Linked DNA regions of Homo sapiens: region 2 is linked to region 1. The links are chromatin loops, found by intact Hi-C in ENCODE. Cell type or tissue: B cell. All regions are shown on one strand. Each heading gives the region's core, and the rest is flanking DNA. Links, peaks and the distances in the headings are about the cores only. Region 1 has its middle 97 kb from the start of DPH5-DT. Region 2 overlaps DPH5-DT (DPH5 divergent transcript).

The links. A loop is a pair of places that touch in the nucleus more often than their neighbours do. Peaks named below come from ENCODE experiments on the same cell type or tissue, not always from the same donor. Only the 100,000 strongest peaks of a DNase experiment are listed, where the experiment ranks them.
Region 2: it touches region 1 in a loop (2.9-fold over the local background); 7 of 110 quality-filtered maps call a loop at or near these places.

What each region holds. Positions count from the first base shown.
Region 1 is chr1:101,121,474-101,124,402 of GRCh38, reverse strand. No RefSeq gene overlaps it. Among named protein-coding and RNA genes, the nearest start is that of DPH5-DT, 97 kb to the right of the region's middle. RefSeq lists a silencer at 1,623-1,672. In B cell, for the core only: no CTCF peak of the experiment used is centred there; a DNase peak (open chromatin) is centred at 1,562; H3K4me3 peaks cover 1,258 bases; H3K27ac peaks cover 1,166 bases.
Region 2 is chr1:101,070,954-101,073,882 of GRCh38, reverse strand. All of the region lies in intron 1 of DPH5-DT (DPH5 divergent transcript), which reads right to left. Among named protein-coding and RNA genes, the nearest start is that of DPH5-DT, 47 kb to the right of the region's middle. In B cell, for the core only: no CTCF peak of the experiment used is centred there; no DNase peak of the experiment used is centred there; H3K27ac peaks cover 393 bases.

The DNA of each region.
Region 1 (2,929 bases), core at 263-2,762:
TTTACACTGTTGGTGGGACTGTAAACTAGTTCAACCATTGTGGAAGTCAGTGTGGCGATTCCTCAGGGATCTAGAACTAGAAGTACCATTTGACCCAGCAATCCCATTACTGGGTATATATCCAAAGGATTATAAAACATGCTACTATAAAGACACATGCACACGTATGTTTATTGTGGCACTATTCACAATAGTAAAGACTTGGAACCAACCCAAATGTCCATCAATGATAGACTGGATTAAGAAAATGTGGCACATATACACCATGGAATACTATGCAGCCGTAAAAAAGGATGAGTTCATGCCCTTTGTTGGGACATGGATGAAGCTGGAAACCATCATTCTGAGCAAACTATTGCAAGGACAAAAAACCAAATACCAAACTCCGCATGTTCTCACTCATAGGTGGGAATTGAACAAAGAGAACACATGGACACAAGAAGGGAAACATCACACACCGGGGCCTGTTGTGGGGTGGGGGGAGGGGGGAGGGATAGCATTAGGAGATATACTTAAAGTAAATGACGAGTTAATGGGTGCAGCACACCAGCATGGCACATGTATACATATGTAACAAACCTGCACGTTGTGCACATGTACCCTAAAACTTAAAGTATAATAAAAAAAAGTTCAAAATTTTTAATCTGTTTTCAGGATAGGATTAAAGTGTATGTTCTTCCTCATTTAGGTTTTTCCATACAGCTGTTGAGAGTAACATGTTGGAGTCAAAGTAATGAAGTATAGCTATACTTCATAACTGGGGTTGGGGGGGCGCATTTGAGTTAGAGAAGATACAATTAGCCCCAAGACGGAACACATCTAATGCATTCAGGACCTATGTGGAGTGATGCTCCAGTGAGGAGATGCTGAGATGACGCTGGGGAGGCAAGAGGGAAATGTGCAAAAACTCAGAGGTAAGAACATCACTTATTCAAGGAATTGAAGTTTCAGTAAATAAGAGGGTAAACGAGTGAGTCTGGTGTGTGGTATTTGTTGAGGGAGGTTGAGATCTTGGAGGGCCTTATAAGCCACATAAGGAAGAATGGACTTCATGACAGCAGCTGCAAATTATTGAAGAGTTTTACATGAGGGAGATTTGCAGTTTAGAAAAATCACTTTGCCACAAGGAGAATGAACTGGATGAGGCCAGAGTGGCTGCGGTCAGGAGGCTATTACAAAATTTCAGGTGAGATGCAATGGTGGCCTAATTTATGTTAGAGAGACAGGGAGAAAGAAAAGTGGATACACTCAAGAGATACTGAATAGGCATCATTTGCAGAGCGGTGAATATCTGGATGTGGGGAATGAAGGAGAAGAGAAAGGTAAAGCATCACTGTTATCCATGTTTTCGGGTGTGGGCGACATATGGTGTCAGGGTTCTACTCTGTCCCCTCCTTGATAATAATGGTCCCTGTGTCGTCTCACTTTTAGGGAAATAACACCAAGAGACGCAAACCTTGTTCAATGTAAGTTCCCTATTGCTTCTGCCAAAGTATAAAGCATAGATTCATAATTTTGTTAAAGTTATCAGAAAGTACATTCCTTTTAGCACAAACTGTAATATTCTATAAATTGAGTTACCATGTAGAGAAAAATACCTGTGATCGCCAATTCTGAGATTTGATTCTTGAAACCCTGAGCATTTTGAATTTCTCACACGCTGACCACTAGTATGAGCCACTCTTTCTGTTTAACAGGTATTTAAAAACGACTGTGGCTTACCACAGCCCTCAAAGGGTTTTTTTTCTATTATTACACCAAAGACTTTCCTCTGGTATGTTCAGAGCTACTTTTTAAAATGTAATATATTTTTTAATCCAGTTACCCTGAAGTGCTTGCTTTTAGTTTGTTAGTAATTCTGCTTCAGACAGGATGTACTTCATTTGAAAAGAAAAAGATAGTAAAGGAACATTCAAGAGTTTCTCTGAAACCATTTTAAGAAGCAATAAAGCTTCATTACTTTTTTCCTAAAAACACAGAATTGTTTTTAGTAAATACTATAAAGAAAATGTGCATAATTTTAAGAAAACAGTATTTTAGGATGTATTTGGTAATAACTGATTGTATTTGAAATTTTTTGTAGAGGAAGGAAAATAAGAGAATTGTATGTGAGTCTTTTGTTTGCCAATTTAGTTGTGGGAGACAGACAATGAAAATTCATTACAGTTAAATGTGCTGCTTATTTATCGTAGGAGGAATGATGATAGTGATGTTGAAAACAGAAAAAGGAAGTTTTTCTACAGCTTTACCTATGTATGTCATGCTTTCCAGTTTTTATTCAATTGTTTTTATAATGAAAATAGTATATGTTCCGTGCTCTCATTTAACTGATAGAAGTGGTTGATAGATAATAGATTAGCTGGGCCATTATTAATGTTTTTGTTACTTTAAGCACTTTTTTTGTGACTACTTTAAATGTGGCTTTGTTTTGTTTTTTCACTTTGGGAATACAAAGCAAAAACTTCAGCACATTTTACTTACACTGATAGCAAATATTTTGCTTTCAGAATCTTACTACATTTTATATTTAATGAGTTACACTGGAGTAGAAAATGTTACATTTGTTAAACATAACCCATAATTATCCCAAATTTTAAATATTAATACATCAAAGCTCTTTCTTTTTGTGGAAATGAAACCCTTCTAAGTGTACAGTGGATAGAACCAGGTTTACATCTATTATGTTACTTACATTTTCCATATCACTTGGCATTGTCTCCAGACAGTCTTACATGAGATAATTCCATGCGCCCTTAGAATATTTTTTATAAAGAAATACTGATACTCAAGATGATTTTCCTCATTTTAGCCCTAGCCTCTAGAGGATATGTTAAAGTGATTTATATTAATAACCATCCTTTTTTTAGATAGAAGACTTTATAACCTTTGATTTCTGTAATACACAAGGAGAGCCCTGCTATCTATCTAC
Region 2 (2,929 bases), core at 308-2,807, 51 kb after region 1:
AAGCTGCAAATTTCAATCTATTCCTTACACAAGAGTCAACTATTCAATGAAAAATTTCAAGAAAAGTATAGGGGTTTTCCACTGCTTTGAAAGTATTTTGATAACACATAATAATATCCAACTTTGGAAATTTATCACAGCTATCTAAGAAGCTCAAGGTACCACTTCAAAGAATTATCAAGAATCACCTAGCATATTTCCAAAACCTGAAAAATCAACTTAGTTTACAAATTGTTAGACTATGAGTTTCTTCAAGACATGGACCACCTTTCTCCTCATGGTTTGCTGCTACCTTGCACAAATTAGGCACTGAGTATATGAAGGAGCATGGCAGACTGAAGTCCTACACCTACCAGAAGAAAGGCCACACACCCTTGTAGTCACATAGCTCCATCCTATTGGCCAAAAATCAATGGCCAGATGATCAAAAGCAGTGGTTCCCAACTGGGGATGATTTTACCCCCCAGGGATATTTGGCAATGTCTAGAGTCATTTTTGGATGTCAGAGATGTGCAGGGATGCTGTCATCTAGTAGGTAGAGGCCAGGGATACTGCCAAACATCCTACAGCACACAGGACAGCCCGCACAACAAAGAATTATCTGGCTGGAAATGTCAGCAGAGCTGAGGTTCAGAAACGCTGATCTAAGAGTTAATTGAATATTTGGCTGGGCACAGTGGCTTACGCCCGTAATCCCAGCACTTTGGTAGGCCAAGGCAGGTGGATCACTTGAGGTTAGCAGTTTGAGACCAGACTGGCCAACATGGTAAAACCCCATCTCTATTAAAAATACAAAAATTAGCTAGGCATGGTGGTACATGCCTGTAGTCCCACCTACTCAGGATGCTGAGGCATGAGAATCACTTGAACACAGGAGGCAGAGGTTGCAGTGAGCCGAGATCATGCCACTGCACTCCAGCCTGGGCGACAGAGTGGGACTCCATCTCAAAAATAAATAAATAAATAAAATAAAATAAAAATAAAATAAAAGTTAATTGAATATTCATGACGGCATCAGACAGTCATCCATAGCGGAACACGCTAAAATATACCTTGTTTAAGTTAAAAAAATTTCATTGCAAGATTCAGTACTCATCTTCCAAAACAGAAAAGCTGCTGGAATGAAAATGTGGAAGTAGAATGAAAAGCCTTCCATTTTCTCTCAACGAACACAATTTTTCATACATCTTCATGTTTATCACCACATGTGATATATTCAGGAACTGTGGAAGAACAGAAGTGATAATGATATGCTGATACATAAGGAGTCTCATGTCACCTAGAAAGTAGACTGACATTTGTTAATGAGACATTTAAAGAGGTCAAATATGGAAGGGCTAGATTTGTATTCAATATCTGGCATAAGAACAGTGAAACAGGAAAGGTAAAGGTAATAATGGTAAAGCAGGTAGTTAACATCTTTTATGTCCTCTCAGTCTGCCAGATACAATGCTACAACACCTTATGTGTATACTCATTTAAATGGTAAGATCTATCAATCTCAGAAGTTAAGTGTTTCAGAAAGAATATGATTTGATCATTTCTATAAAAATTGTACTATAACTTCCATTTTACAAGTCTCACTCCTCCACTAGACTGGGACCTTCTGGAACCTGCCCTCCAGAAGGTCCCAGTCTAGTGGAGTGGGACTCGTAAAACAGACTGAAAAAGTAGAAGTCCTAATGATGTCTTATTTATCATTAGGACTCATTCATCATTAGGACTCGTACTATACCACCAAATAGGCTTTTCATTAGAGATTAAGAGAATAAGAGTAACACTGTGCAACAAAACAAAAATCTAGGGGAAACCATCTAAAGTCCTCCAAATTCTAAGGAGAAGAGAGGTTATCATAAGTCTAGTCTGTGAGTTCTTCCATGAGCAAGATACTTCATTATCTCTGTATTCACAGTTACTAGTGAAGAGTCTAACACAGAGTAGACACTTAATAAGAATATTTTAAATTGAACTTGAGACTGTAAATATTTTCAAGTGTTTCCAAGAAAGGGAAATGTGATCCTCTCCTTTACATGGATCTTGACTCAGCAAATACAGTTACTTCTTTTTCTCATGTGTACTTGTTTACAACTCTTATGTGGTTCCTGCCATTTACTGTTCAGCTCTGATAACAACAATGAATGGCACTCAGACAAGGTCAAAGGGAGGCAACATTTTGCTTGAGCGATTTCTTCATTCAGCTATATATGTCAGTGTGGATGCAGAGTGGGTTACATAAGTAATGACAAATACTCCTTTCTTAATTCTAACACAGAGATCTACAGCTGCCCCATTAGATTGCTGCCTTATCTGGGGAGCTATCCTGTGGTGCTGCAGTGGATACTGTGGAAAAAGGAGGAAGCAAAGAAGTGGAAACAAGACAGATGTGCCAAGGCAGAAACTACACTCTAATTTTGAGTATATTATTTAGATACCACCATCAATCTATCCTCCTGATGTTTTATCAACGAAGACAAGACTTACATCTCTTCCCTTTTTTAGCCACTCAAAAAAGATCTCACTAAACTTCAAACTCAAGCATATTGGCATAATAACAGCAACTATTAAGAATTTGCTTCCTATTTTTTGACTTAGAAAAGATGTTTTCTTCATTATCTCCATGAACTAATATTTATGAAGTACTCTCATGTATTGTACATGCATATCTATCATATACTACTCTGAGAAAGTTAGAGAAGTTCCTGCCCTGTGGGGGTTTTTGTGTGTATTGTAGGGAATGAAGGAGAGTTAAAAAAAAAAAAAGGCCATATTCTCTCCCTCTCAAATGTCTTAATCAAAAATATTATAACCGGGCACAGTGGCAAGCGCCTGTAGTCCCAGCTACTTGGGAGGCTGAGGCTGGAGGATCGTTTGAGCCCAGGAGTTCAAGGCCAGCCTGGGCATCAGAGTGAGACCCTGTCTCTAAAATATT